Regions from separate parts of the Mus musculus genome. Here all the other regions are linked to region 4. The links are chromatin loops, found by intact Hi-C in ENCODE. Cell type or tissue: left cerebral cortex. All regions are shown on one strand.

Evidence for each region. A loop is a pair of places that touch in the nucleus more often than their neighbours do. Peaks named below come from ENCODE experiments on the same cell type or tissue, not always from the same donor. Only the 100,000 strongest peaks of a DNase experiment are listed, where the experiment ranks them.
Region 1: it touches region 4 in a loop (5-fold over the local background); 19 of 42 quality-filtered maps call a loop at or near these places.
Region 2: it touches region 4 in a loop (6-fold over the local background); 30 of 42 quality-filtered maps call a loop at or near these places.
Region 3: a loop joins it to region 4, with 5 times the contacts of the local background. A loop is called at or near these places in 33 of 42 quality-filtered maps.
Region 5: a loop joins it to region 4, with 3 times the contacts of the local background. A loop is called at or near these places in 6 of 42 quality-filtered maps.
Region 6: it touches region 4 in a loop (4-fold over the local background); 18 of 42 quality-filtered maps call a loop at or near these places.

What each region holds. Positions count from the first base shown.
Region 1 is chr8:36,344,674-36,349,673 of GRCm38, reverse strand. No RefSeq gene overlaps it. Among named protein-coding and RNA genes, the nearest start is that of Lonrf1, 98 kb to the right of the region's middle. In left cerebral cortex, CTCF peaks have their summits at 2,343 and 2,546 (motif pointing right); DNase peaks (open chromatin) are centred at 1,403 and 2,577.
Region 2 is chr8:35,848,197-35,853,196 of GRCm38, reverse strand. No RefSeq gene overlaps it. Among named protein-coding and RNA genes, the nearest start is that of Cldn23, 24 kb to the right of the region's middle. In left cerebral cortex, a CTCF peak has its summit at 2,594 (motif pointing right); a DNase peak (open chromatin) is centred at 2,609.
Region 3 is chr8:35,839,870-35,844,869 of GRCm38, reverse strand. No RefSeq gene overlaps it. Among named protein-coding and RNA genes, the nearest start is that of Cldn23, 16 kb to the right of the region's middle. In left cerebral cortex, no CTCF peak of the experiment used is centred here; no DNase peak of the experiment used is centred here.
Region 4 is chr8:35,722,344-35,727,343 of GRCm38, reverse strand. Gm35021 (a long non-coding RNA gene) reads right to left here and starts at 3,738. Exons shown (of 7, transcript XR_870350.3): 1 at 3,628-3,738; 2 at 2,654-3,045; 3 at 1,827-1,912. In left cerebral cortex, CTCF peaks have their summits at 1,792 and 1,991 (motif pointing left); a DNase peak (open chromatin) is centred at 1,952; H3K4me3 peaks cover 245 bases.
Region 5 is chr8:35,822,748-35,827,747 of GRCm38, reverse strand. It overlaps Cldn23 (claudin 23), which reads left to right and starts at 1,189. Exons shown (of 1, transcript NM_027998.4): 1 at 1,189-3,039. The coding sequence starts at 1,416. The coding sequence ends at 2,306. In left cerebral cortex, a CTCF peak has its summit at 2,033 (motif pointing left); DNase peaks (open chromatin) are centred at 778, 1,456 and 1,920; H3K4me3 peaks cover 1,530 bases.
Region 6 is chr8:35,831,406-35,836,405 of GRCm38, reverse strand. No RefSeq gene overlaps it. Among named protein-coding and RNA genes, the nearest start is that of Cldn23, 7.3 kb to the right of the region's middle. In left cerebral cortex, no CTCF peak of the experiment used is centred here; a DNase peak (open chromatin) is centred at 2,186.

The sequences.
Region 1 (5,000 bases), 620 kb before region 4:
AAGGTGGCTTCCTGAGGAGCTTGCTGTAGACGGAGATCCTTTTGCTTGTTTTGCTTGTGGATTAGCTTGAGTGCGCTCTAAGCTAAGATCCTGCTAGAGCAATATTTTTACTTTGGTTCAGAGTATAAAGGAAGATGGTCTTGACACGGATAGTTAAAACTCCAGAGAAAGGTCTGAATTTTGAAAAAATGACAGGGAGTTTGAAATGAAACAACCTCTCTGTTTCAAGAGTGAAGACCTTCATTAAAAGGATGGAGAGGGAGGGAGCTGGGATCTGGATAACTGAATGCTAAGCACACACGTGATTCCTGCCTGGTTCTCAAGAGAACGCATAAATGAAGAGCAAGAATCATGACGGTACCAAGCTGTGAGAATAGCTATACTGGAGGCTGGAGCAGGAGCCTTGAGGGTTGCAGGTTCAAGGACAGCCTGGGCAACCAAGCAAGATCTCATTTTAAATTTTAATAGTGAAAATAAGTCTGGGCACATGGATCCGTGAAAAGGGGCTTGTGTAACATCTATGATATCCGGAGTTTAACTCAGAGTGCTTCAATTCTTTTCATTGTTTCACGATGCTTTGAGGCATAACCAAATAACTAGTCATCAGCTCTGTCTTATAGAATTCACCCCACACCGGTGAGAAATAAAAGGGAAGATTAAATTCCGTCATGCATTAGAAAGAACCAAAGGGCTAGAGAGAGGTTTCTTGGTGGTTAAGAGCAGTCGTTCTTACAGAGGATCTGGGTTTGGCCCCCAGCACCCACACGGTGATTCAGTATGGTCCCTAAATCCAGTTCCAGGGTACACAGGGTACATAAACATGCTTTTGAGAAGAACACTCAAAACACAATAAACTACCCAATAAAGATTCAAGAGAGGGAGGGAGAAAGAACAAGAAGTCCATTCGGACCTGGAAGCGATATTCTAGAACATCTGCATGTGCCATCTGCTTAAACACGGTGATAACACTGGATACTGGCTCACTAGCACACCACTTCAGAGTTTGAATGCTTACTTGATCCTAGGCCTGGTGTGAAGTGCTTTTTGATGTAACCCAGATGCTTCCAAGCTCTTCGGCTTTCTATGGGTCTGTCTCCTTCAATACCAAGATAAAATACCATGAGCCTCCATTCCCCATAAAGCTCAAAGCCCTCAAACACCTATCACAATACTTCAGGAGCTTTCAGAGAGAGCCTCTGTGTGTGTGTGTGTGTGTGTGTGTGTGTGTGTGTGTGTGTGTGTGTGTGTGTGTGTGTGAGTGAGTGATGGGTAAGGGCAGGAGACTCTTGTCTCCTCTTCTAATTTCTTCTCACTGGCTGAGTTAGTCACCAGCTCTTCCTTTCTCTGCTGTCTTTGTGCCAGTCTGGAATTTTCTCTCTTCTGTTTGTTCCCATAAACTTCATCACACTCATGCTGGCAACATACTTTTCTGGGCAGTAGGAGGCAAAGATAAGTACACAGAGAACTGAAGACAAGCTGGAATATCCTACACCTAACGCTTCTCTTCTTTTACAAGAACTTTCCCATCTATATCTCCTTTCCTCCAAACTGCCTCAACCTTACATCCTGATCCCTGCACAAGATGAAGTGATCTGGACTTCAAAACATTACCAACATAGTAACCTAGACTTACAGAGACAGCCAAATAGCCTTGCCCATTGTACATGAAAGAAATACCGTCACAATGTTTCCTAACCCAGGCAGCAATTCTAAGCAGTCTCTCCAAAGAACATTCTTAGCCAAGTGTGTTAGGACATTCCTACAATCTCAGTCCTAGGGAGACTGAAGCAGGTGGTTACTGAGTTCATGGCCAGCCTAGACTATATAACATTGTATTAAGACTGTTTCCAAAGCACAAACAAGTGCTTAAAAATAACAACAGGAAGAAATGTGTGTTCTCCCACAAGCCTTGGCAACTCAGTGCGCACCTCAAGCAAGTGGCTGTCATCTTCATTTTGTAGATGAAGCAACTGGGGACTAGTATGGCAGCTTACCCAGCTGCAAGTAGCAAGAGTGCCCTGCAGCCTATAGACAAAAACTTTCACAACTTTATCTGGCCTGAAAGTATGAGTTTCCAGAGCCAGATCCTGGGTTTTGTCCCTAGCACTGCCAAAATGAAAGAGTATAGCCATATGCCCTCTACACTCTAGCGTCTATGCATCGCCGACAGAGAAAGGCAACACTGCCGGTGTTGAAGAAAGTGATAGCTAGAGTTTCATGGGCTGGGGGTGGGAGGAAGGGAAGACGTGAGAACTAGTCCAGGCAGGAAGTGATGGAGACTTGGACCAAGGGTGGATCAAGAACATTGGCAATTTGAGGGGGAGTAAGGACAATGTTTACAGTAGCTGCACATTTTTTAGTTTGAGAGACTCGTGTCATTTATTCATTGAACTACTAGTGGACACTTTGCTAGGCACAGCATGCTAGACACCAAAATACCAAAAAGATGATAGTCAGTGAAAATGATGCCTCTCACAGGTGAGACCTGCAGTGCACTGTCCAGCCAGCAGGCAACAGGAAATACCACGTCAACTGGCCTACAAAACAGAGATGCCCAGGGAACACCAGGGGGCAGTATGGGCTCAGCAACCGAAGGGATGCCAACTGCTAATGTCTACGAAGTCTTAACACTTAATCTGTCATTAATCTGTCATTGTCTTGGGTAGCCACTTAGAAGTTTTGGAAAGAATCTTAACTTATTCAATTATTTAAGCACAAACCTTCTCCTTTGGTGGGGGTTTTAAGCAGTGGGATATGTGAACTAATATTGTGTACCTCTTATGTAACAGAAATCATCAAAAACCTTGACTTGTCATAGGCCTAGGATGAGGGCCCTGCCCTTCCAGATGAGCAGATATTTCTAAATGAAAACACATTCCTGTTAACCTGCGCACTACTGTGTTTCCATGTTATAAACCAGTGGCTGCTCTTGAGGGTGAGGGCGAGGATGCTGCCCTCTGAATCTTAGGGTTTGTTACTGCTACACGGTTAGTGACTGAACCAAGAGCTTTGGGTTCCCATGAGTTTCCCATGCATCCCTTTCTGTACGTAGCATGAGCCCTCACCTTGCTTGCCATCCCATCCCACCAGATATCCCACCAGATGCCCGGTACACTTAGTAACCTCTTCCTCTCAAGCTGTTCCTGTCTTTTCTTTTTGATGAGCTCCCTGCCTTCCAAATCCTCACGCATCCCCTGCAGTAACCAGGTTCTGTCACACCTGCGGGTGTGAGAAACCAACCACAAACCAGCACAACAGAGGAAGAACTTAAGGAAGACCCCACCCCCACCCCACCCCACCCCACCCCCCAACACCACCACCATAGGACAGAAAAAGCATTGTCCTCTCTCAGAGGTACTTTAGAAAGACGCCATTGGCAGTTAGTGCTGAGCACACATTGTGCACCTGACAGTTGGTAAAGCTGTGGTTTGCATTTTGCTGTATTGAGTTCATCTTAATTGTTCAATCAATGGCAAATACTTAATATGTCTCTACTAGTCCCTTGTTTCATTTATCTAATTTCAAATTATTCAAACTCTTCAGGTGTTGATCCATAACATATTCAACAAGGTAAAAAAAAATAAGAGAAGCTTATGTTATAAAAAAAAATCTATCCATCAACACAGATATCTGTTTATGCAACTTAGTTGAACCCAAGGGGGGCAAAGAAAAGTACACATTGGAAAACTGGCATGAAGGAGAGAGAATAGATGAAAAAATAATTCAGTGGAAACATCTGGATATGAGGAACATCACAGAAGGCAACTGTCAATATTTTTAAGACAAAGTGAGCCTGACCCATTTTAGCCCCAAAGGCAACAGACATGATGCATGATCCCAAACCAGGAAAAGAAGTTGTTATAAGCATGAATTGCCCTTGGCACATGGTGGGACACATGTCCCTTCACTGCCATTACCCAGGAGCTAGGAGCAAAGCTTTAATTAAGTTCGAGGCCAGCCTGGGGTTTATAGCCAGACCTTGTCTTAAGAAAGAAAGACTGGATGGGCAGTCGTGGTGCACGCCTTTAATCCCAGCACTTGGGAGGCAGAGGCAGGCAGATTTCTGAGTTTGAGGCCAGCTTGGTCTACAGAGTGAGTTCCAGGACAGCCAGGGCTATACAGAGAAACCCTGTCTTGAAAAACAAAAAACAAAAACAAGCAAACAAATAAAAAGACTGAGATAATTAGAAAAAATTATATATACAGACTTTACATCAGACAGAGTATTATATCAATGTTACATTTCTTGAATCTGATCCTTGGGTCATAATTATGTAAAGGAATATTCTTATTCTTAGACTGTAATGGTTTGGATATGACCTGTGTCCGTGCTCATATTTTGTATAGTTGTTCCTCAGCTTTGGGCATTATTTCAAAGGGTGTGGAGCTTTTAAGAGGTGGAGCCTACCTAGTGAAAGTAGCTCGCTATGGACGGACCCTGAACGTCACACCCACTTTTGGCTCTGGCCTGTATCATCTGGTCTCCACTGTGGAGGAAGACTCCGTTATACATTCCCACAACCCATGGCTGCAGCAGGCCTTTTTCTCTATGTGACGCTTGAATCCCCTGAAACTAGGTAGCATAAGAAGCTTAAGTGGCATTTGTCATACAAGTCACAACAATGATACACATACATACATATAAACCTATGGGGAAAAAGACTAAGGCTGGGAAATTACAACAGAATTATGTTGAAAGAAACATATGCAGGGGATGAGGGGAGGGCTCAGTGGGCTAAGGAACTTGCTATGAAAGCGTAGAGACATGAGTTCAAATCCCTAGTACCTACATACTAAGTTATATGTAACCACATACCCTTATAATGCCAGTGTTGGTGGGGGTGGAAGCAAGAGGATTGCTGGGGATTGCTGGTTGCCAGACTAGCTTCGAGTTCAGAGAATGGGTGTATCTCCAGGAAGCATAAGATAGCTGGATAGCGACATCTTCCTCTGGAATCTGTACACCTGGGCCTGCATACATCACACACACACACACACAC
Region 2 (5,000 bases), 130 kb before region 4:
TTCATTACAACCAATCAGTACTGAGACATCCTCATGCAATTTCTAGATTGCTTTGAGCCAGGTGAAGAAGGGCAAATATTCACAAAACAGAAAACCCAGCTCTGGACCATAGAAATGACTATACGAGAATCCTGCCAGCACTTAGTTCTCTGCCGGTACAGAAATAACAATTGAAAATACAGAGAAACACCTTCACACAATGTAAGAAAGGTTATCCCAATGCATTGGAGAATTGTGGGAATAATCCCAGAGACTCAGGCAAAGCTACAAGGGCACCAACAATCACCTGTTTACTATGGACATTGTCCTTGAATGTTCTTAGCAAACAGTCAAGTCGCAGCACACACTAAAGGTAACAGCACTTTCATTTATTTGAAATTGACTTAGAATTTCAGCTAACAAAAACTTCCTGAAAGGTTTCAGAATGCTCTTCTGAAAAACATTATGTATAATTAGTACACCTTATATATAACTAGTATACAAATACTATATATCTAAATAATATAAATGCAAATTTTCTTTAGAATTATATAAAATATCATATAGATAATGAACTAACCAGTTTTAACTTTTGATAATAAACCTAATCCATTATTGGGAAAGTTCACCATGCCATAAGCTACCTGCACTAGAGTTTCCATAGACTGTAGCTACCAAATTCTCCTGGGCTGGCTCCTAGGTAAGAAGGGTCCTGTGTGCTCTATGGGGACGTGACTAACCAGTGGAGAGGTTTGCAGCAGAGGTTTGCAGAGCCTTTGAGACGAACCTTTTCTTTTATATAGAAAACAACACCAGCCAGGTGGAGTCTAGATGAGTGCTTGTGGGTCTCTAGCTTTCAGGTTCAGAACAAGAGCTCAGGATACACAGTTTCCAAAGTCCTTTTCCTTCTCTGGGTAGAGTAACAGGACTAGCAAAGAAGGTGGAAATCAATTGCATTATCAACACACATCTAAAATGAGAGATGCAAGAGACTTCCACTTGAGAGTCAAATTCATGATCTGTACATGTGGACATTGAAGAGTGGCTGGGGCCACTTGCCAGTTCTGCAAGAAGCTTTGCAGTGAGAACCTCTGACCTCTCTGACTGTGAGGGGACAGGTGCTGGTGGTGTCAAGTCACCGGGTGAGTGTGCTCTGCTGGCGTCAGCCTGAGGTAACCACCACAAGTATCAGTGGAAAACAAACTCTAAACACCAACATCACACACAGCAAAGAGAAAGGAGTTGAGCCTCACAATAGCCGAGTCCATCCTTTTATACAAGTGTTACAATGTAACTGATTTCCACCTCCATCCCACAAGTGTTACAATGTAACTGATTTCTACCTCCATCCCACAAGTGTTACAATGTAACTGATTTCTACCTCCATCCCACAAGTGTTACAATGTAACTGATTTCCACCTCCCTCCCTGGCCCTATTAGTCCACAGTAAAGGGGAAAGGGGCTTTGGAAACCACCAGGTATCAGCCTTTGTTCGGAACTCTAGAGACCTACAAACACTCACCCAAACTCCATGACATCTTGGTTGTTTGTTTGAGGGATTTTGTTGTTGTTTATTTGTTTGTTGTTGTTGTTTTAATAACAGAACCTTCAGCTCAATTTGGATCCCAAAAGAGATCAGACCTGGTGTGTTTGTGAAGCTGACTTTAAAGCCAGGTTTCCCTTTCCATCAAATTCTGAACTGAGAGCTTAAGTCATAATCCTCCCTCTCTCCTCCGTCCTCCCGCCTCCCTCCTCCTCCCTCTTCCCTCTGAGTCTTTAAGAAATAACGGTTTTGGTGGGATATTGGAAGACAGTAAATAAGTTCACATTCACCATGCCTTCGTCATACAAAACCTGGGTGGGCTGCTTAACCTTTCTGAGTCTTAAGTTTGATCTTTTGTAAAAGGGGGCTAACACTGAACCCCCCCCCCCCGAGCATTTAAACATAGAGTTTAATCCAAGGGTCTCAAACTGACGGTCGGTGGTGTGAATACCTCTATGTGTAGATCAGGCTGTTAGCCGTTTCTGCAAAACTAGCAGTGATTCTCAATACCACCCCCCCCATCATAAGCCTATTACCCATCATTCCCCCCCAAGTTCAGAAGGGAAGGCCAAGGGATCACTAAACAGGATGGTAGGGGGGCCTGGCGTCCTTTGAAACCGTAGAGATTTTAAGTAATTCTCCTCACTGGGACTAGGTAAAAATAAACAAATAACAAGAACAAAAAAGTCTCCCTCTACCACTCACCTACTTCTGACTAGATACAGAAAAGAGACGTGGAAGACCGAGTGAGAAAATGAATCCACCTGCCGTTTGGAAAATAGTCAAGAGACTATTATCCCACCCATAGCCACAGCAAAAAAAAAAAAAAAAAAAGCTTTGCTGAGCTTTAAGCAACGGAAAAGGCAAGGGGTGGAAAGGAGAGGGCTAGCGTAAGGTAGTAGAGGCTTCACAGAAGCTCTGGTTCCTATGAGTCAGAAGCGCGCCCAACAGAAGGAAACTGTCCTTGACCTGGGCTGCAGGAAATGAAGCCCCTCTAGAAGTGCCTCTGCGGAAAGGAACACTTGCAGCAGCTTCCGAGCGAGCATCAATGGGGTCGCAGAAGGTTGTGCCCTGTGGAGCCACAAGAGGGCGCTCTAGGACAAAAAAATCAACATTTGTCCCTTGGCACACAGAAGCGGGCAAGACGTAAGGAGGGACGTCAGTCTGAAACTTTTTTGAGATCTTCCATTCTTCTTCCCTCTCCCCGTGAACCCCAAAGGAGAGCAAACATAGAGGAAGGGAGCTCATAGCCAGGGCGAGTGACTAAAAAGGAAGTCCACTAGACGCCATGACGCCTGCTCCCTAGTCAGGAGCAGGAGAAATCTAAGGAGTTGCTGCTGGTACCTAAAGATGTGTAGGGAAAGCCGTGGAAACGCATCCACAGGCAGAGAAAGCTCATCCTAGAGAAAATTAGAGCAAAATATTGGGGAAAAAAAAACCAAGTTGGCCCTTTGCTCCCTTAAAACCTAGCTGCCTGCACTGGTCCTTGCAGAGACAGCAGTGAAGTGGAAATTTCTGGTTTCTTTAACAACCCAGTTGTGTCATGTGATGTTTTCCTGACGCCGTCTTGTGAGAGGGCATGTAATGTTTTTTTTTTTTTTTTTTGCTGAAAATAGACACTTGAGAGGGCGGTTGATGTTTAGAAAGAATATAAATGGAACCCCACAAACAATAGGAGGGTGCTCTCGTATTGCTACGCCATACAACGCCTCGCTGGTCTTCACTGGTCTTCGTTGCTCTTTACTTTATAGACAGAAATGCGCCAAAGAAGTTCTTGTGGTATTCCAGCCAGAACGGTCCGCTTCCGCTGACTTGTGCCCATTCGGCGGAGCCTTGCTGTTTCTGCTGGATGGTGCGGCTGCTACTGGTTGGTGTTATGATGTTTGCTATTGGACCGGACTGTTGGTATCCTGACAATAAGAGCGGAACCACTCCAAGGAACTCCTTGTAAGCAGGTCCACAACACCATTTTTCTATTAACCTTCTTTTTCCCCAACCTCTGATTGGTGGGTTAGAAGGGAGGTTGAAGTGTTTAAGAACCCAAAATAAAGTAGGTTTTTTACTTAAAGAAAGGAAGGAAGGAAGGAAGGAAGGAAGGAAGGAAGGAAGGAAGGAAGGAAGGAAGAAAGAAAGAAAGAAAGAAAGAAAGAAAGAAAGAAAGAAAGAAAGAAAGAAAGAAAGAAAGAAAGAAAGAAAGAAATTTAAGCCTACACAGCAGATCTCCACTCACCAAGCTCCACAGAGGTGTTTGTTTGCTTGCTTGCTCGTTTGTTTTGACTTTGTCTTGCTCAGCCTGAAGGTGTGTTGGCTGATGGTGATACAGGTAGAGCTGGTTCTACCAAATGGCCCGGCTCCTGCTGTCCTCAAGATATGAGCTTCTGCCAAGCAAGGAGAGCACAGGAAGAAGTCACATGGCACATCCTGGCAGAAGAGAAGGGCAGATGTGGGCTGAGTGTGCTGCGTGCAAGGATGCCCAGATCGTAGTTACTGCTGGTGCGTGCGTGCGTGCGTGCGTGCGTGCGTGTGTGTGTGTGTGTGTGTGTGTGTGTGTGTGTGTGTGTGTGATTGTTATATACAAAACAAAATAGCTCATTTTAACTTATCATAAACAGTACAGTTCAAATTCAATCAAATATTTATACCTCTGAATCTCTGAATTCTGAAACTCTGCTCAGAATAACACATGTGACTTTAAGAAGGTATTTATCACGACATAAAACAAAATACTGAATAATAAACTCTAATCCAACTTGGTCAAAGTGGGTTGTCCCATGCAGCTCAGATGAATGACTTTATAGTAGGTTCCCGTCCCGATGACTCATTTGTCTGGTGGGATCTTAAAACGGAAAGGAACCCTTGTCAGGTCCTTGCCGTTGTCAAGCTGGAGTCTTGAAAGTTCCTTATGGAAAAATAATGAAGACAGGATTGAAAATATTAACTCAACATTCTAAGGTACCAACTATGTTTTTGCTTCATGCAGAAGAGCAAGCCTCTGCATTCTTTCTACTTAAGCCTACCCAAATAGAGAAAAGCACTCCGACTGTCACAGTAAGACTGACCACCGCACAAAGAAAGATGGCAGGATCATTTAAGAAGCTGTTCCAGTGAGAACCAGGTTTCTGGCTGGAAGCGGTCACCATGAGGCTTCCTTTTACCAAATAGCAATTTGGCTGTGGTCAAAGCCAGAATGTTTGTGAGTCACCAAACTCTTTCAGCAATGTGGAACAAGTTTGGAAATCAAAACTGACTCGAGTATTTTCTTACAACAGTGGTTCCATTACATGAAAGGAGGAGTCGAGGTGGAGTTGAGAAATCTCTTCAATAAGTTAGGTGTAGTTCACTCAACACATGTTCATAACAGGACTATTAGTGTGCCCCAGGTAGGTGCAGCAATAGAAAAAGGCAGGAACCCTGGCATTTCTACTTCTATTTCTTAAAGTTTTTACATCTTTTTTCTTTCTCCCTGAGAATTTCAGAG
Region 3 (5,000 bases), 120 kb before region 4:
AAAGAGAGAATAATGGCACCCCACAGGAGGAGGTGAGCTGACCTTCGATGTCTTTGTCTTTTAAAGGTCTGGGCCTGACATTTTCTCACTTTCACATAGGCACTGAAGTTCTACCATCAGGCTTTTTCTTTTCTTGAAAATATTTTCATTTATTTATCTATGTTTGTTTATTTTTTTCACTCTACATCTCAATTGCAACCCCACCTCACATACCCTTTCCCTCGATACCCCACCTTCGTCTCCTCAGAGAAGGGGTAGCCCCCACGGGTACCAACCTGCCCTGGCACATCAAGTGTCAGCAAGACTTCGAGCATCCTCTCCCACTGAGACCAGACAAGGCAGTACAGCCCTGAGAAAGGAATCCCCAAAAGCAGGCAGCAGGCAGAGACAGCCCCCCACTCCAATTGTTAGGGGACCCACATGAAGACCAAGCTGCACATCTGCTACATATATGTAGGGGGCATATCTCCAGCCCATGCATATTCTTTAGTTGGTGGTTTAGTCCTTAGAAGTTCTCACGGCCCAGGTTAGTCAAATCTGTAGGTTTTCTTTGTGGTATCTTCCTCCCCTCCAGCTCCTTCAATCCCTCCCCTACCAACTATTCTACATGTCTCCCCCTAATGTTTGTCTGTGGGTCTCTGCATCTGTTTCTATATACTGCTGGATGGAGCTTCTCAGAGGCCAGTGATGCTAAGCTCCTGCCTGCAAGCCTAACAGAGTATCATTAATAGTGTCAGGGATTGGTTCTTGTCCATGGGATGGGTTTCAACTTAGGCCAATCACTGGTTGGCTGTTCCCTCAATCTCTGCTCCATCTTTATCCCTGCATATCTTGTAGGCAGGACAAATTTTGGATCAAAGGTTTTTGTGGGTGGATTGGTGTCCCCCTTCCTCCACTGGAAGTTCTGCCCATAGCTTTTAAGAAGAGAGAAAACGATACCTATTTCCACAAAGAGCACCTGTTTCAGGTGTCTAGAGAATGACTTGATTTCCTTAATGCTACTGAAAGAACAGTCTCTATCCTGTGGCTAGACAAAACTAAAACAATACTTGATACATTTACCTCACTAAGCATCTACTAGGGGAAAAAAATCGCTAGATGATGCGCTGGAATTTTAAAATCCTAAAAAAAGTTCTCTAGTTATTCAAATGATAAGAACACTTGACTATGGGTCACATTCTAACAAGTGATACTCTAGATATACCACAAGGAAGCTGAAGGATACATTGTTTCAGAGATGGGAGCCAGTTCTAAAAACAAGGAGGGGGTCTTTCCTTCCATCTAAAGGAAAAGAAACTCACAGGTTCACTTTGGAATAGGACCCGCCTCCAAGTGTCATGTTTGGGTGCTGATTGGCTTGTTATAAAAGCAGTTGGAAGTCACACTTAGAACATGATAGAGAAGACTTGTGCATCTAAGCCACATGACTGATGGTTACAGAAACTCTTGTTTTCACATTAGAGAACTTCTCAAAAATGATGGAGGAACTGCAGAGATGAGTCCGCTGTTGAGACCACTGGCTCCCAGCACCCACACAGAGTTTCACAACCGCCTGTAACTCTAGTTATAGGTGATCCAATGTCCTTTTCTGGTCTCTGCTGGCGTGACACACATGCGATGCAAATACATACACTCAGGCACACACATATATACATAAAATTAATATTTTTTAAAGGACTTTAAAAAGTCAACTGAAATTGTAGTTATTTGAGGCTAATATATTTTTTCAACAATTTATATTTTTTAATTGACTTTACATCCGAATCACAGGCCCCCTCCCTCCTTTCCATCCAGTCCCACCCTCACAAGTCCCTCACACCATTGCCCCCTCCCTTTCTCTTTAGAGAAGGAGAAACCCCCTTGGGTACCACTCAGCCCTGGGATATCAAGTCCTAGCAGGCCTAGGCACATCCTCTCCCAATGAGGCCCAACCAGGCAGTCCAGGTAGCAGGAAGAGGCTCTAAAGGCAGGGAACAGAGGACAAGACAAGACGGCCTCCGCTCTGCTTGTTAGGGGGTCCACATGAAGACGAAGCTTCACATTGCTACAGATGTGTAGGGGGCCTAGGTCGGGCTCCTGCGTGCTCCTCGATTGGCGGCCCAGCCTCTGTGAGTCCCAGGACCCAGGTTAGTTGACACCTTGCGGTGTCCGAGACATGAGGCTAACGTTCTGAAGTGAATTTGAAGAACAAGCTTAACAAAGGGCAAGAATCATGTTGAGTGTCCTTCCTGTTGCCTGGCTGCTCCAGACTGTCCACCCTGCCCTGTTCCTGACCCGTACTTAAGTGTTTCTGGGAGTTTGACCTTTGTGTCTTGTCCCAATTGTCTATGACTCACACGATTCTGCCAAACCCTCTATGACCTAATGCCCATGTCACTCTGGTGACCCTTTGCCTTGTCTCCAAAAATAGTACTCTGTACATACTTTTGACTGTGTTTACCTCTCTGTATCACTTACCGTGTCTGTCTGTCCCTTCAAATAAAGCTGGTTTCCTCTTCCTGTCACCAGCACAGTCTGGTGAATGGATGGATAAATTAACGCTTCATGGGAACAAACTCTGGGCACAATCCTGCCCCAGGCCAGCCTTACTTGACGGCTCTAGTTCTGGTTTTCAGTGTTCCCTGTTAGCAAGGAAATACACAAGTAGAGGATTAAAAAAGAGTAGCTGCTATTCTATGGTTCTAAAAGCAGCGTTCTGTATCAGTTAGCTATTGCTGTGTAATAAAGGACTCGGAGAATGGAGTTGACTGTTTATTGGGTCTTGATAAGTGGTTCCTTTCTGATCTTTTCTGGACTCATCGTGACTACATTCAGCTGGCTGGGATGGAGGTGCAAGAAAGAGTCAGAGGCCTCAGTGGTAGCCGCTGGCTGGGCCTGGCTTCACTGCCAAGAACCTTTCCATCCTGCACACATGACCAGGGCTCATTCCCAAAAGCCCTAAAGCTAAAGCAATTACTAAGTATGAGCTGCTGTCAGGTACGGTGGAGATCTTTTGAGCAAGGTAAATCACATGGCCGAGCCGAGTCCACAAAGGAAGAAATTAAACTGCCTATCATGAAGTAGAACAGGACTCTTCAGCTTTCAAGTTTAAATAGGTTTTTAGTTATAATTAAACTACATCCTTTTCCCCTCTGTTTCTTCCCTCGGGTCCTCTCAGCTACTCTCTCCCAAATACCTCCCATGCCTCCCCCATCTCAAGTTGATAGCCTCTTTATTATTATAGCCTTGGCTGTGCTGGAGCTTACTCCGTAGACCAGGCTCAGTGATGCATCCAACTTGTTCTTATCTCTATCCATACCCTGGAGCCCAGGGATTCTCGGCCTTCCAAAGCTGTTAGGGAATGCACAGTCACCGTTCTCTGTGTGTGTGGCCATTGGCCGCCACCATGGGAAGTACCAACTGGACTCAGTGGATTATAAAAATGAAAAGAAGATGACATGAAGTTGGGAGGGGAGGTGCTGGAGGGCTCAGTGGGATGTTGGAGGGGAGAGTGGGAGGTGAATAGGATCTAATACCATTCTATACAAGAATCATAAGAAAAACATTATTAGAAAACAAATTTGGGGCTGGCAAGATAGCTCAGTGGTTAAGAGCTCTGACTGCTCTTCCGAAGGTCCCGAGTTCAAATCCCAGCAACCACATGGTGGCTCACAACCACCTGTAATGAGATAAGATGGCTTCTTCTGGTGTGTCTGAAGACAGCTACAGTGTACTTACATATAATAAATAAATAAATCTTTAAAAAAAAAAGAAAACAAATTTGATAAAAGAAAAAAAACCAGAAACAAATTGGTGGTCTTGGAGAATGACATAGAAGTTAATTTCAAGCCTCTATGTGAACCCCCCGCTACACACACAGACACACACACACAGACACACACACACACACACACACACACACACACACACACAGACACACAAACACACAGACACACACACAGACACAGACACACACACATGACCATGTGTATGAGCACATACTTCCCCCGCCCCATTATCAGTTACCGAGTGTCTGTTACCATGAGACTTTAGCCTAGGTTAGTCACAGTGTGTAATATCCTACCCTTGCCCTTACTTTCACACACGTATCGTGTAGTTCAATATTCATTCATCTCATTCCAGAAACTTCTTCCCCTTCACATATTTATGAATGTATAGATACATATCTATGTATATACATACATATATTTCTATCTTCATTCCGTCAGCTGAGTATTGCGTCCCTTTAACAGTGTCATTTGATTATCCCAACTTGGGATTGATTCTATGTCCAGATTTTCCAATTAGGACTTAGAGAGTTATACTTTGAATAATTACAAAAAATATTTTGAATTAACATACAGGGGAGGACTCTGGCCTCCCCCAGGTGGCTGGCTTTGTTGCCTAGCAAATAAGGCCATTTCCACATGCTTGTGACTAATGAGAAGCACCACCAGGACTTCTGCATCTGAGGTCATCATTTCCCTCAAGAGTTTTCCAGCTGACGAACCCCCTAGATCCAGACAGCATCCTCCCAGCGGACCCAATCAGCAGGTGTTCCCCAAGGCCGAGGGTGGCAGCATCTGGCAATTAATTAAACCTGTTCTTCTAAACAATCAGTAGCTGGGCAACTGTGTGAATAGAATTGTGCATGAGTTGTATTCTGAGAAAACCATGTTCTCGAGAGATTTACATTCAAGGGCAGATCACTCGTGCCTCAGATCTGATGAAGGGATAGGCCGTCTTTCTAGGTTTCCTGCAGAGAGATATCTAGTTGGTAAGGCTTTAATGTTTTTCCTTTATGTTTGTTTTGTTTTAAGACAGGGCTGACCTCAAAGCCAACAATAGGCTTGATTTCCTAATCTTCCTGACTCCGTTCCACAAATACTGAGCTTATAGATATGATCTATGTATTAGCAGCTTGTGAGCTGGAAGGAACCCACACTTTGGTATACCCTGAGCAAGCAAACTACCAACCTAGCTACGCCCCAGCCCTCATTTTCTGTGGATTTCTATCTTCA
Region 4 (5,000 bases):
AATACTTCTATTTAATCACAGTACAACAAATTCATGCCCGGGAGACTACAGATTAAAGAAGCCTAAAAGGGACATGACAAATAAGGGATTCTTCACCCCACACTGGACCCTGAGCAGGAAAGGGGTGGCCAGTGCCAAAGAGGATGTTACTGTGTCAGCTTCCAAATGGTGAGCATGGGCCACAGGTGGGAAATGACATCATCATCAATTGACCATTCTTCTGTGCACATCACTCATTGTAGGAAGGCACACACTGAATTGTTCAAGGGTAAGGATCATGATATATACAGATAACCTGCAAATGGCTCAGAAAATAACTCGTGTGTGTGTGTGTGTGTGTGTGTGTGTGAGAGAGAGAGAGAGAGAGAGAGAGAGAGAGAGAGAGAGAAAGAGAGAGAGAGAGAGAGAGAGAGAGAGAGAGAGAGAGAGAGAGAGAGAGAGAGAGAGAGAAAGAGAGAATGACAGACAGAATGACAGACGGGAGCAGGAGAATTGTGACTTGAAAGCCAGCCCTCCCTACATAGCACGTTCCAAGCCAGCCTGGGCTACATAGTCAGACCATATCTCAAAAAAGAATACTAATTATCATCTGTGTTCATACCCACAGGCAAAGGCTACTCTCAGCCTTAATCAGAGAAGTTTTCTTTGCAGCAAATAGAAGTGAGTACAGAGACCCATGGGTGCACAAGGTGCACAGGCATGCATGTCCCATACCAATACACATGCAGACAAAGCACCCATGCACACAAAATAAATATTAGGGGAGAGAACTATCAGAACATATTATACACATGTACAAAATTTCCAAAGAACAAAATGTAACTAGCAAAAATGTTTATAATCACTAAATATTCTTCATGTAATTTTTATTTTCTTAATCATAATATTGCTTCCAAAAAAGCTACAAAAACTATGTATGGTGAGGATTCCCCAGTTCTACCAATAAAGTGTCCTTGTTAGGGGTGGGAGAGAAAATAAGAAAGCAGAGGCATTCAGAACATCTTCACCACTGGTGGGAGGAGCCTGGGAGTAATTCTTTGTCCTGCGGGGCAGACAGATTAATGAGCATGCTCAGAGAGACGGTACACATTCAAGTATAAGGTAAAACGAAGGATTCATGCCATGACGTTTGTATTGCTTGAGAGGGGAGGAGGGAAAGAGAAGGGGGTGGGCTGGTTGATTGGTTGATGGGTTGGGCTTTTTATTTTTGTTTTTGTTTATGTTTTTCCAAGACAGGGTTTCTCTGTGTAGCCTTGGCTGTCCTGTAACTCACTATGTAGACCAGGCTGGCTTTGAACTCAGAGGTCCACCTGCCTCTGCCTCCCAAATGCTGGGATTAAAGGTATAGATCACCCTATCCCACCCTCAGTTATCAGAAGAATTTTTTTCAAGTTCTGGCCCCATTTAAGCTTAAGGATATTTAGAAATGAGGAAGTACAAACAATGGTGAATGAGATAAATGTAAATTATGAAGTAAAGAGGAAGATGGGAAATCTATGCTCTCACATACACTGAGAACCCGGGCGGGGTGGGGCAGGGGGCCTGAACTGCAAAGTTGGGCGGGAAAGATTCCAGACTGAATTAAGAAGATATAAGACTCAGTGCTATTTACAAGAGACACACATACACATTTTCACAGGAAATCTGAAATTTCAGGGACAGGTAAAGGTACATCAAGAATACACAAGACAGATAACATTAAATAAAGTGAAATTTCAACCCAAGCGCTTTGACGTCCTCTCTAGGCAAGCTGTGTCTTTGCAGGTGGTGGTGTCTGAATCTTGAAGGCAGAATAATACAGAAACACAAATATATTTTCAACTTACTATTTATGATCTCAGAAGATTTCGAATGGTGCAGTGAATCTGGTAAAACACGGTCTTTTCGCGGTATCCAGGTCTTCTTGAGGTCACTAAAACGAAGGGGGGGGGGGCCGGCGGCATTATTTCCCATCCCCGAGTTTGTGCTGCCACCTACAGACTAATCTCAACATTGCACGTTGACGTTAATACTTAATGTCCTTACTGGCCACGTTCATTACATGCATTCTGTTGCAGATGAACCAAAGGGCATGTCCACTCTCCACGAGTACAGGTTAGATCTGTTCTCCGATTAACTGACAATATCTAAGAAATTAGCAATAACTTCAAAAGAGAATGGATTTGTGTTCTTCTATGATTAAAAAATAATATCTCTGCAGCTGGGCTTTATTAGGCTAAGTTAATAAAGAAAGGCAACTTTCACTGAGGCGAAACACCTAAAAGACACGTTAAGAAAGGATATGGTTTAGTTTTCGTTCACATTCACAGTTGGTCATGGTGGGAAAGGCACGGTAGTGGGACCACGCCCGCCCATAGTGGCAGAAGCCTGAAGCAGCCGCTTGTAACATGGTGCTGACCCCTCGGAAGCAGGGAGCCAGTAATTCTCAGGCTCCACCTCTAGAGCCCTACGCCCACCAGCTAGGCCTCAAGTTCAAATGGTTCCAGAGCCTCCCAAATCATCTCCACTAGCTCCAGACCAAAAGTTCAAATCCGTGAACCCATAACGGGCATTGCATACCCAAACCTTAACGATCCCCCCTAGCTGTCATAGCCTCACTGCTACCTCATAAGAGGAAATGTCTCAGCTCAACTTAAAGAAGTCGCAGTCTTACCAGTCCCAACGCCATTCAGAAATCCAAATCCAGAGTCTCTTCTGAAACTCAGAGCTACGTCTTAGCCGCGAGCAACCGTGAAAGTGAAGCTCGAGTCACGTGCTTCCCATAGCTGGTGGCAAACATACCCTTTTCAAGTAGGGAGGGCATGAGAATGGAAAGGCAATATTAATGAGAGAAAAGCTGCAAGGCAAACACCAGTCCCTCTGCTGTGAGTCCGACCTGCGGGCTTCATGGAGGTGGCATCCGGATGGCGCTGCATCACTTTGGGCTGGCTCCACTGGGTTCAGCTTTCCTTAGGATGCGTTCTGTATTCCCTGTATCTCTACCACGCGGGATGACCATTGCAATTTAGGCCCCAGTTTCATAGTGTCAGATTCCAGATGCTGTCACTGTACAGAGAATTAATTACCCACACGCCCCTGCGACTCTTCGGCCATCCCAGGCAGGAACCAACCTGAGCATTAGCCAGGGCCACACTTTGTAAACCACCCTCCATTTTGGTTAAACTGTGGCACTTCCCCGAAACTATGGTAATTTGCTTCCTAAAGTAACTCGTTTCTCTACATTCTTCACTGTCCTGCCCTGGGGACCCCAAGTAATGGCCAGCCTCCAGAGATGTTTATCAATCGCCTGACATTCTTTTAGTAACTCACTGGTTACCCCATAGCCAACAGCAGGGCCAGCAAAGGAGACTTCAACTTCCTCCAGCCCCCTCTCTGCCCCATTACTACCTCAGCTTGTGAGCTCTAATCTTACAGAGACCCCTCTGCAGGCTTCCTCCCTCCCCACAAACAAAGGCCCGCGCCATCTTAAGTCGCACATTCCCATATCTGTCTGTCTTTCTCGCTAACCTTTCACTTAATTACAGCCTCATATCCTGTTGCATTATTTAAGGCAGCTGTAAGAGAGGTGGGAGGCAGAAAGAAAGAGAAGCTTGGTTTGACCTTAGGTGAGAAGGTTAAAATGCTTACAGAGGATGGGATGTGTAAGGGCAGCAGCGACTTCCATAGTCCGCAAAGGAAGCTGGGAAGTGTAGTCCTTCACAAGAAAACTATTGTATCTTAACACCTTTGCTAATTACTTACTAGCAATTAGATTCGGGCCCTGGGGCTACCGATGCAGCACTATTGAGAGCTAAACTCTGCAGCAGCCTTAAGTTATACTCACCTTGTAGTAAGGCATCATTTCTAGTCTAAGGTCCTTTCCTTTTAAAAGCTTCTGAAAGTGAAAGTCGTCCTTGGTTCTACGGGTTGCTGGGAGTGGTCAGTGTTGTTAAAGGATCTTCATTTGGAATCGGTCTGGAATCTTGGTATAAACTCCAGGACCTCATTACTTCTGCATTCAAAAAAACAAAAACAAAACAAACAACGCAAAACAAGGCTAGCATTTGTTTATGAAAGAGAAAATACAATATTTGTCTCTCTGAGTCTGAGTTACATTGTTTAATAATTTCCAGCGTCATCCATTTTCCTGACATTTTCATTTTTAAAAATATATGAATAATATTCCATTGTGTGATAAACATTTTCATTATCCATTGATCTGCTGATGGGCATGGAGGCATTATATGCATTATAAATAATGCAGCAATAAATGTAGATGTGCAAGTGTCTCGGTGGTGGGATATAGAGTTCTCTGGGGATATAATCGGGATAGTATAACCATGTCATTCCAAGAACACCTCTTGCCAGGCCCTGAGATGCCCTTGCAGGTTGAGTCCCAGAAATACACAATCTTCCAAGTCTTGAAGTTCAGCGAGTTCATTCCATTGACTCTACTCCTCCCTCCTGAGTGATGGAGGGCCTTAGCTGGCCTCACAGGAGACACATTGAAGATTAAGATACTACCTTCTCATGGAAATGACAACGAGGATAATCCAGGCATCCACTTCATGCCTCCTGTGAGTCAGGCAGCTTACAGATGACCACATTTGCTCCCACAACAGTGAGACAATAGCTTCCAGGATTTAATAGACAAAGAAATCTCCGATAAATCAAAGAGCTTTTCCAGGAAAATAAAGCAAGTAAGGAGTGAATAGTACATTTGGAGCTTAAGCCTAAATAAGGTGGTTCAAAGTCAACCAGACTTCACAATATGGAGTGCTATGCTAGTACACAGAAAAACATCATTCCCACAGTGGGTCAATTTATGCAACCTTATTTTCTTTCTCTTTTTTTTCTGCTTAATTTAAACCACACAAAGTAAAATGCCTCAATTTGATCAAATCATAAATTACTGTAGGGATTTGCAGTGCAGTTTTCTTTTTTCTGCTTCACCCTCTCTTTTCCCTTCCCATATTCATCACAATAACTCCCCTTTATCAAAGTCATATACATATACATAT
Region 5 (5,000 bases), 100 kb before region 4:
AACCTAAGCACGTGGATTGTAAACATTGTATTCTGTCAAATTGGCTAATTAAAGGCTGCACACTAAACCAGTGACATCAGGGATCACTGGCTCCTGCCTTTGCCGATGCAGATTTTCAAGCTGTCGTTTTTAACCAATCAAGGTGAATATCGTGCTCCTTCTAATTATATTTCATTGGTTACAAATTTGCCCTTTTCCATGAAAATAAAAAAAGCTAATTGACATTCTTTGGATAATAACCAATTATATTCCATCCTCGCAGAACCTCTGGGTTTCTCCAATACATCATAGGCCCGCCAAGTTCTGAACGGGAAAATCGAGTCAGCCTCTTATCCACTTGAAAAAAAAACGGTTTGTTATTAATTTTTAAATGTATTCACTTTACATCCCAAACAGCTCCCCTTCTCCTCCCAGTACCCCCATTTAGTTCCTTCCCTCATTCTCCTCTGAGAAGGGTGCCACCCCCACCCCCCAACACACACACATAAGTCACTGCAGGACTTTACAAGACTGAAGAGAAAACTCTTTCGCAACTCTTCAACCCAGAAATACTCTCCCTTTCATATGAGTTAAACTTCAGGCAGAGCGTGGAGACTTTATTAAGCAAGTCTAGCAAAGTTTCCATAATGCAACTGTTTGGATACACCCTGAGCCTGGAAACCGTGGTGCACACAGGTCCCGTGCATCCTGAGCGCACCACTGTGCCCTACGTGGCTGCAGATGGCAGCGCAAAACTTTCGAGGGATGCTGGTCACCAGCTGGGAGTGAAAAGAGACTTGTGTTGGCAGGGCCCACGGGCAGAGTTGGGGAGAATTGGAGGCAGTGTAGGGACGCTTTGCTTTCTGACCGGACCTGAGAAGGAAAGGGAAGAGGGGAAGGTGTAGCTAGGCGACAGGTGAGACGACACTAGCGGCCCGCCCCCTTTGTCCCGCCTACAAGCGCGCAGGCAGTGCGAGAGAGCGAGGGCGGGGCGACCTTTGCTCGAGCCCTAAACCATCCGGGCGGGCTGGGAGGAGTGGCCGGGCTAGGAGGAGCGGCTGGGCTAGGGTGGGGTGTCCGGGTCCTCAGAGTCCGAGGTCGCCTCCTTGCCAAGTGGCCCTGGCGCTCCCGCCCCTCCCACCCGGTAGGGTTTGGCCTTGGGGGCCGCACCTGGGCGCGCGGTTTCGGTCTGACCGGACTCGGAGCTGGTTTCGATTAGGGACAGCGGCTGGGCGAGAGGGCGGAGCGGTTGGGACGCGAGAGAGGAGGGGACTTGGTGTGAGAGGCTCAGTGGGGACAGTTCCGCGCGAGAGACAAAGAGCGCCCAGAGAGCGCAGCGAGCATCGCTGCTACCCAGCCCGGCAACCTCGCAGATTCGAGGACAGGGTGCGCAGCGGAGCAGCCACAGCTGCTAGGGACCCAAGAGGCTACGCAGGATGCGGACGCCGGTGGTGATGACGCTGGGCATGGTGCTCACGCCCTGCGGGTTGCTGCTTAATCTTGTCAGTACACTGGCCCCGGGCTGGCGGCTGGTGAAGGGCTTTCTGGACCAGCCAGTGGACGTGGTGCTGTACCAGGGGCTGTGGGACATATGTCGCGAGCAGAGCAGTCGCGAACGCGAGTGCGGCCAGCCCGACGAGTGGAACTACTTCCAGACCCAGCCTGTGCAGGTGGCCCGGGGACTCATGATCACGTCACTGGCCACTACCGCCCTAGGGCTGCTGCTGGCTTCCCTCGGTGTGCGCTGTTGGCAAGATGAGCCCCACTACGGGCTAGCGGGCCTCTCTGGCGTGGTGTTTTTCGTCGCTGGCCTCTTCAGCCTCATCCCGGTCTCCTGGTATAACCACTTCTTGTCAGATCCCGACGTCCTGGCCGCCCCGAGCTCGCCGGTCACGGTGCAGGTCAGCTACAGCCTGGTGCTGGGCTACCTAGGCAGCTGCCTGCTGCTTCTGGGCGGCTTCTCTCTGGCGCTCAGCTTTGCGCCCTGGTGTGAAGAGCGTTGTCGCCGCTGTCGCAAGGCGCCCCCAGCAGGCCCGCGCCGCAGCAGCATCAGCACCGTCTACGTGGACTGGCCGGAACCAGCGCTCACACCTGCCATCAAGTACTACAGCGACGGACAGCATCGGCCTCCTCCCACCGCAGAGCACAGGGACACCAGCAAGCTCAAGGTTGGATTCCCGATGCCACGACCGCCACCCAAGTCCTACACCAACCCGATGGATGTGCTTGAGGGAGAAGAAAAGAAGACAGCCACCTCCCAAGGTGGTTCCTCCTCTCGCAGCACTCGGCCCTGCCAAAATTCGCTGCCCTGTGACTCCGACCTGTAGACAGGGTTCACCTGAGCTCTGCCTGGAGTCTGAGGGTGACTTGAACTTCTGCCAGTACATCTGCAACTAGAACCCTGGTCGCCTTCCTCTAACTGGAGGGCAAGCCTTCCTTTTCTAGGGCCAAACTCCTCTCCAAATACTAGGTTGGGTTCATTTATCTTTTAAGGAGTTTTACTTTTCTCTCCAGAGGGACCAGGTCTTCTTATGCAGTGACAAGAGTGCGTAGTGTTTTCTTTGCATACTGTTCATCGCAGTAGCAACAAAATTGCAATCAGCCAACAGGCTTTAAAACGTCCCTGAACGTACAGTATTCTAAGTTACCGTGAGCCTTCACAAACATCATTCTCGAGGTTTTTTGCTTTTCTCCCTGCTTCAGTCTCCAGAGAACATAAATGGCCAAAAATGTTAAGTCTGGCTATATTTGAAGGTTATGACATAAAGCCAGCAGCTTTAATGGCTTTTATGAAGTGAAGTGACTTGTTTAACTCCTATTTATATTTCTCTGTGCATATATAGTATTTATCTTTTCTAATCACTTGTTTCTGTGTAGGAGGTTGAGCTTGTCTTCCAAAAGCCAAGGCGATGCTACACTGTCCTGTTCCCGAGATACCTCGCCCTGAACAGAGATATATTTTGTACAAAATGAACTGTTAAGTTGCCTTTGGCTAACATCCATATGTATATATCTTATTTATAAATAAAAATTGTAAATGTCAGTTTCGGTATCCCTACAAAAAAGCCTGTCTCCGGCGTCTGTGGGGAATCTCAGCATTTGTCACTCAGCAGTTTCCTGGCATCTGAGCCACCTGTCTGCAATCGAGCACTCACATCTTCGCCCTTCTCCGCCTAAGATTACTAAAAGGAGCCAAGGGGCCCCACTTAAATCCCCATTGGCTTTGTTGTTTTCGGGATCTGGCTGTTTTCAGTGCAAGCCAAGTCTATTGTTGAAAGGGAAAAAAAAAAAAAAACCAGCAGCACCAGTTTCAGGGACAGAATAGTAGAGCTCTGGTCCTCTTCTGGCCCAGGTACTTCTTGTCCCAGCTAGGCAGCTGTGAGTGCATGAGGGAGCTGAAATCCCCTACAGCTCTGACTGCCTAAACACTGGAGCTAAAAGCGCCTTTAACTGAACTGAACCTGTTATTGAAAATTAAGGAGTGGGAAGGAAACATGGAGGCAGTGCTGATGCTGGAGGGCTACAGTCGGAGGAACTGTAGCTTGTGGAGGACCAAGAAGGTAGGAGTTCGAAGTTCGCAGCCCGTGCCACTTTGGAGTGCAATCATCTTGTTTGCTTAAGGACCCCAACTTTAACATCTATCACTTTAGTTAATCTTTCAAATGCAGATTCCAATGCCAGAGACCTCTGAAACTTCATTAAGAAGACCCCAGAAGACCACAGTGCAGAGGTTCTCAACCTGTGGGTTGTGACCCCCGAAAGGGGGGTCTTGCCTATCCTGCATATCAGGTATTTACATTATGGTTTATAACCGTAGCAAAATTCCAGCTATGAAGTAGCAATGAAGTAATTTTCTGGTTGGGGGTGGTCACTACAACATGAGGAACTATATTAAAAGGTCACAGCATTAGGAAGGATGAGAATCACCAGCCCAGTGTACATGGTCCTGGAGGTACACCAAGTGGCAAAGCCTCAGCTGGGACTCTGGCTCACTTAATTGCAGTTGGAGGCAGGAGGGCATGCGCAGGAGGGCATGCATCACCGGATGTCAGAGTACCTACTACACAGATGCTTTAGAAAGGGGAAGCTTACTGAGTGTATATCAGTCAGGATTTCAATTGCTGTGATGAAACACCATGGCCAAAAGAAAGTTGGGGAGAAAAGGGCTTATTTGGCTTACACTTCCACATCATAGCCCATCACTGAAAGAAGAAGGAACTCAGGACAGGAACTCAAATAGGGCAAGGCCATGGAAGAGTGTTGCATACTGGCTTGATCAGCCTGCTTTCTTATAAAACCCAGGGCTACCAGCCCAGGGATGCTACCACCCACAGTGGGCTGGACCCCCACCTGCATTGATCACTAATTGAGAAAATGTCCTACTCTTATGGAGACATTTTCTCAATTGAGGCTCTCGCCTTTCAGATAACCCTAGCTTCTGTTGAGTTGATCTGAAACCGGACAGCATACTATGGGCGTGGAGCTAGGAATATAGAAGGGTAGCCCGGATGTACTCAGCTCCCACGTCAAAGACAGCGGCAGGAGGTTCTGAGGTCTAGAGGTAGCTAACAAGTGGGAGGACCTGGTTTCTTGAAAGTACTGAATTTTACCTGCATCTTGACTCCAAGTTCGGCTAGTATGCGCTACTATTGAACACAGTTGGTCTCTTGAGCCTTTCGCTTTTTGCCCCTCACGTACTCTCTCTGGCTTATAGACCTTGCTCTCTGATGATTGAAATTTGATCCCTGGAAGCTAAAACTATCCCTCCCCCCACCCCATCAGCAGAAATGGATTCAAACTTCCCTTTAAAAATACACGTATTTTGTCATAAAAAAAATTCTTCAGGACAGCATGGAATGAGACTCCTGCGTAGGTTTGGGATCCTTTCTTGACCCAGGGGTCATCCTCTGCCACAGAAACACCACACAATGGGCTTCAAACAAGATGCTGGAGGAGGCAAACTCTGGAGTCTTGCTGTGAGTACGATCCTGAGGTTGATACTGACCAATCAAGATGCGGCA
Region 6 (5,000 bases), 110 kb before region 4:
CTCTGGCCAATCGCCTCCTAGGAAATATTCCCATATTTGCTGCGTATTTCTTTGGAACAAATGCTAACACAGAAATAAAAGATCAGTCACACATTAAAGCTCTGAGTGACAGATCTCACATCATCTTGGAATTAAATATACTATTTTCTTACATCTAGCAGCTTGAGGGGTTTTTGTTTGTTTTAGTTGTTGTTGTTGTTGTTGTTGTTGTTGATGCTGCTGTTTTGAGACCGAGCTCTTGCTCGTTGCCCTGGCTGGCCTGGAAGTTTCCAGTACGACGAATCTTTACTCCGATTTTAACCCAAACTGAATACTATTTTCGCCATTCACCGTTCAGTCTTCTCATCGGTTGTGTGTTTATGGGAAGAAGCACAGTTCCTTGTCACCCTTGAGCTTGCTCTTAGATGGTTCCTCTCCTCTGGGATTGCATACGTTCTCCATCCGTGTTCACTATGGGTCTGAGCTTTGCCACTGTTTCCTACATAAATACAAAAATACTAACTTCTTTTATGATGCATAGGCCAGTTTTTCTTCTAATTTTGTTTGACATCAAAATAATTTGAACGTTCATACACGGAGCCTTCTCCTCCATTATTTTCGTCTTTCCACGTCTTCATCTTTACTTTCCTTGGATTCTTTGAATGCATTTGTTTTATGTGTAATTGTATAATGGGGTTGATCAGCTTCTTACAACAGAGTATCTGAGGTAATTAACTTACAAGGCAAAATGGTTTAAGGATGGAAACTTGGTTTGGTAGGCAAGAGCTCAGACATAGGAGCCTTAGTTTGTACTACAGTTCCCATGTGTGTGGCCACCCAGGCCTGAAACTATAGCACTGTGGATGGCAGGGACAAGAAGATCACTGAAATTTTATAGTTACCAGGTTTAGTTAGAAATCCTGTTTCAAAGGAATTGGGTAGAGGGTGGTAAAATAGAATGCCTTTATCTTCTTCTGACCTCTGTAGGTACACACACACACACACACACACACACACACACACACACACACACACACACAGAGTCACACACACAAAGAGTCACACAGTCATACACAACCACACACCACAGTCACACACATAGTCACATACAGAGTCTCTCTCTCTCTTTCTCTCTCTCTCTCAGATACACACACACACACACACACACAAACTCACATATACACTTACACACAGTCACACAGTCATAGACAATCACATGCACACACATTATAGTCACACACAGTCTCTCTCTCTCTCTCTCTCTCTCTCTCTCTTTCTCTCACTTATACACACATAGTGACACAGAAAATGAGGAAGTATTGTGGCCACAGTTTTGGGGGTTCTGGTCTATGCTTGATCATTCTCTTGGCTTTGGCCTATGGAAGGAACACCACACCATGGTGTGATCATGAAGTAGAGGAAAATTCACCTCACGGCCAGGAATTAAAATAAGAAAAATCAAGCGTATGTCAAGCAAGTGGAGTAATGTGTTACTGAGCTTCTAGGAGTCAGTTTTAGGTCAAGGTTTTATTTTTAGTCTATAATATTAGGTACATGTGGCTAAGAAACACAACCATCTGACTCTGTATCAACATGAGATGTCAACAGTTTATGGCAGTACCATCATTCAAAGGAGAGAAAAAGTTAGTCTAACTTTTTTTTCAGTTTAACTTGAATTCTTGACCTTGCTGAACTGGGTCTACCATAAGGAAGATAAGCAGTAATATTCAAAGCCTTAATCATTGGACTACAAAATATGGAGGCCAGAGAACCTGGTGGCATCTAATGGAGCCAACAGATGTGGTTGGCTACTTCTCTTGACTTCAGTTTGAGGTGTGGCTTTCCACAGTGAAATCAATGCAGTCACCACTCTGTGCTAGGTGGCCTCTTGGGGCCAGAAGGCTATTGGGAAGAAGTCCAGTGAGAGTGCTTAGAAATAGTCACTAGATGCTCACAATCCATCCCGAGGCCCGGGAGCTTCAACAGATCTTTACAGAACTACGTTGGGTTGGAGGGATGGGGTAGGGTGGGGGGGTGGGGGTTTAGGGGCTGGGGGATGAGGTGGGGTGGGGTGTTGGGGGTGGGGTACTCTTCAGAAAGCATACTTTAGGGCCAGCTGGCACAGGGAGTCTGCTCAATAGTAACACACTCTTGCAGCTCTGAGTCACGCTTTGGTTCTCAGATTCGACTCAGGAGCATGTGGGACAAAGAGGCTGGCTCTGCAGTCTCAGGCTATACTTAGTACAATCCCTCTTTTCCCTTTTTGCAGCGGGAGGAAACTTCCAAGGCTTCCATATCTTGGTCATGAATCTCTGGACCTAGAGTGTTGTTCCTTATTTACTATGCTGGAAACTAGCATAGTCGCATCAGAAGACTATAATAAAGGCCTTTCTTATAGAACCCAGGACCACCAGCCCAGGGATGGCACCACCCACAATGGGCTGGGCCCTCCTCCACTGATCACTAATTGAGAAAATTGCTTTACAGTTGCATCTAATGGAGGCATTTCTTCAACTGAGACTCCTTTCTTTCTGATGGAGTCCTTAAACTTCTTAGACAGACTTGTCTGAGGAAATGTGTATAGCCATCATTTTGACCAGGCACCCAGTCCTGAGAAAATGTTATGGATACAATATGGAAGAACGCATAGCATAAAGGGACCAGCACCAAGAGGCATCTCAAGGACAGATGAGAGGATGGGCAGTCCCCGGGTCACAGGAATCACACACTGGGGAGAACTGAAGTATAAAGGGGTGTGGCAAGTGGGCTGACAGAAGTAGGGTGACAGAAGTATGACATGGGACAAGATAACTTAACCCAGGCAAAGCGGAAACTACCAGAGAAAATGAGCATCCAGCAAAGATCTGATTTGTGCCTCTCGGATCAGAAGAAGCAGACGGAACACGAGAGGAAGAAGGTGTATGCCGAGCTTCAAAAGAAAAGAGGAACACAAGCTTTAGGAAAGGGCCTTTTCCTGGTGTCTCACTTAGGGTTTCTAGTGCTGTGATGAAACACCATGACCAAAAAGGAAGTTGGGGAGGAAAGGGTTTATTTGGCTTACACTTCCAGATCATAGTCCATCATTGGAGGAAGTCAGGACAGGCACTCAAACAGGCCAGGAACCTGGAGGCAGGAGCTGATGCAGAGGGGTGCTGCTCACTGGCTTGCTTCCCATGGCTTGCTCAGCCTGCTTTAATATGGAACCCAGGCCCACCAGCCTAGGGATGGCCCCACCCACCATGGGCTGGGTCCTCCTCCATTGATCACTAATTGAGAAAATGCCTTAGAGCTGGATCTCATGGAGGCATTTCCTCAACGGAGACTCCTTTCTTTCTGATGGCTTTAGCTTGAATACACCTGGATTATATAGCATGAGGAGGTGGCCATGGTGAGGACCAGAGGAAGAGGCCAGGGTGGAAGTCAGAGCTAGGGCTGGATGGCACAAGGTCTCTGAATGAGACATTTCTGATTTCTTTGGAAACTCAGTTGTGTCACGTGATGTTTTCTGGAAGCTTTCTTGAGAGAGGGTGTTTTGCTAAAACAGACACGTGAACGGGCATGTGATGTTTTGTTGGAACGGACATTTGAGGGGACTCATGATGTTTGGAAAGAATATAAGTAGAGCCCCACAGACAGCGAAAGGATGCTCTTGCGTTGCTATGCCTTGCAACACTTTGCTGGCCTTCAATGATCTTCACTTTGTAGAGAGAAACGCACTGAGAACTTCTCGTGGTGTTCCAGCTGATTCTTGCTGCTTCCGCTGACTCGTGCTGACTCAGTAGAACCTTGCAGTTTCTGCTGCATTGAGCTGCTGCTACTGATTTGTGTTTGATGTCTGTGATTGGACTGAGCTGCTGGTATCCTGACAACGAAGAGTGGAATTACCCCCAAAGGGCTACTGCCAATCAGTTTAAAGAGTCTAGAGAGAGGAAGTAGGAAAGAAATAGAAGCATTGGGGACTAACGGGTGACTTAGGAAGTAGAGTAGGCAGGGCTCCTTCCTCCCCTTGGTAAATGATGCCTGGGGCTTGGCTCATGAAGCACAGATAAGATGCTGGAAGATGAATCAAGGCATAAAATGTTCATGACGCACAGCAAGCTGTTTCCATGCACAGTAACTCTGATTCTAAGGTAGAGGCAAATCGTGAAGTGCATTCAAAAGCAGAAATTGTCCTTCCTAACCTGAGAACTTTCTGGGGCCTCGTAAACTTAGGGGGTTCACTGTGCTTCCTTCCTTAGAGAGCCCCATTCAGTGGCTCAGGCACCCCAAGTGGTCCCTGTGATCAAACTGAAGTTCTATTATAGGCTATGTGTATTGTGTGCCTCCATAATACAAAGTGCTGAAAGTTACAGACTATTCCGTATTGGCAGAGAGCAGGTAGGCGGTTCCCAAGGATTGCCTGGCAGGGAGAGGCCAACACAGGGACAGCTCTGACGGTCTTGATGTGTTTACATCTTGGTTACTTTGGTATTTTGCACGGATACATATGATTATTAACTGGTGATTGAATGAGAAAAGAAAAGAAATAAAAACGAAGGACCTGATGGCTCCCTGTGTGGCGGAGGAGGAGGGTGATTGTAGATAGAGGGAGAGCATAGACAGAGGAAGACACGTGGGGAGAGTCCAGAATGAGCAAGACCCTGAGCCATGTGTGGAAAGGAGCGGGGGGAGCCAGACCAAGAGGCCAGGAGGGTAAAGGGTAGGTCACAGTGATGGGTAACCAAAATGGCTGGTCTCTACAGGGAAGGACACCCCCCTCCCCGGGCTGGAGAAGTTTAGGGTAGTGGGCAGAATATGCCAACCATATCCTGTAACAGGCAGATGCTGGGAGAACCTGGTGGCCAAGTCTGCTCTGAAATGTTAAATGGGCACCTCAGTTAGCCATCTGTCCTGGGTTTGACAAGTCTCCAATAGTTATGATATATGCAGAGTAGGCAGGTCAGTTGTGCCTCCTTTATATGACTTTGTTTGCATGACAGTGTCGTCCTACTTAGCTTCAACTGTCAACCCAGAACAGCCTA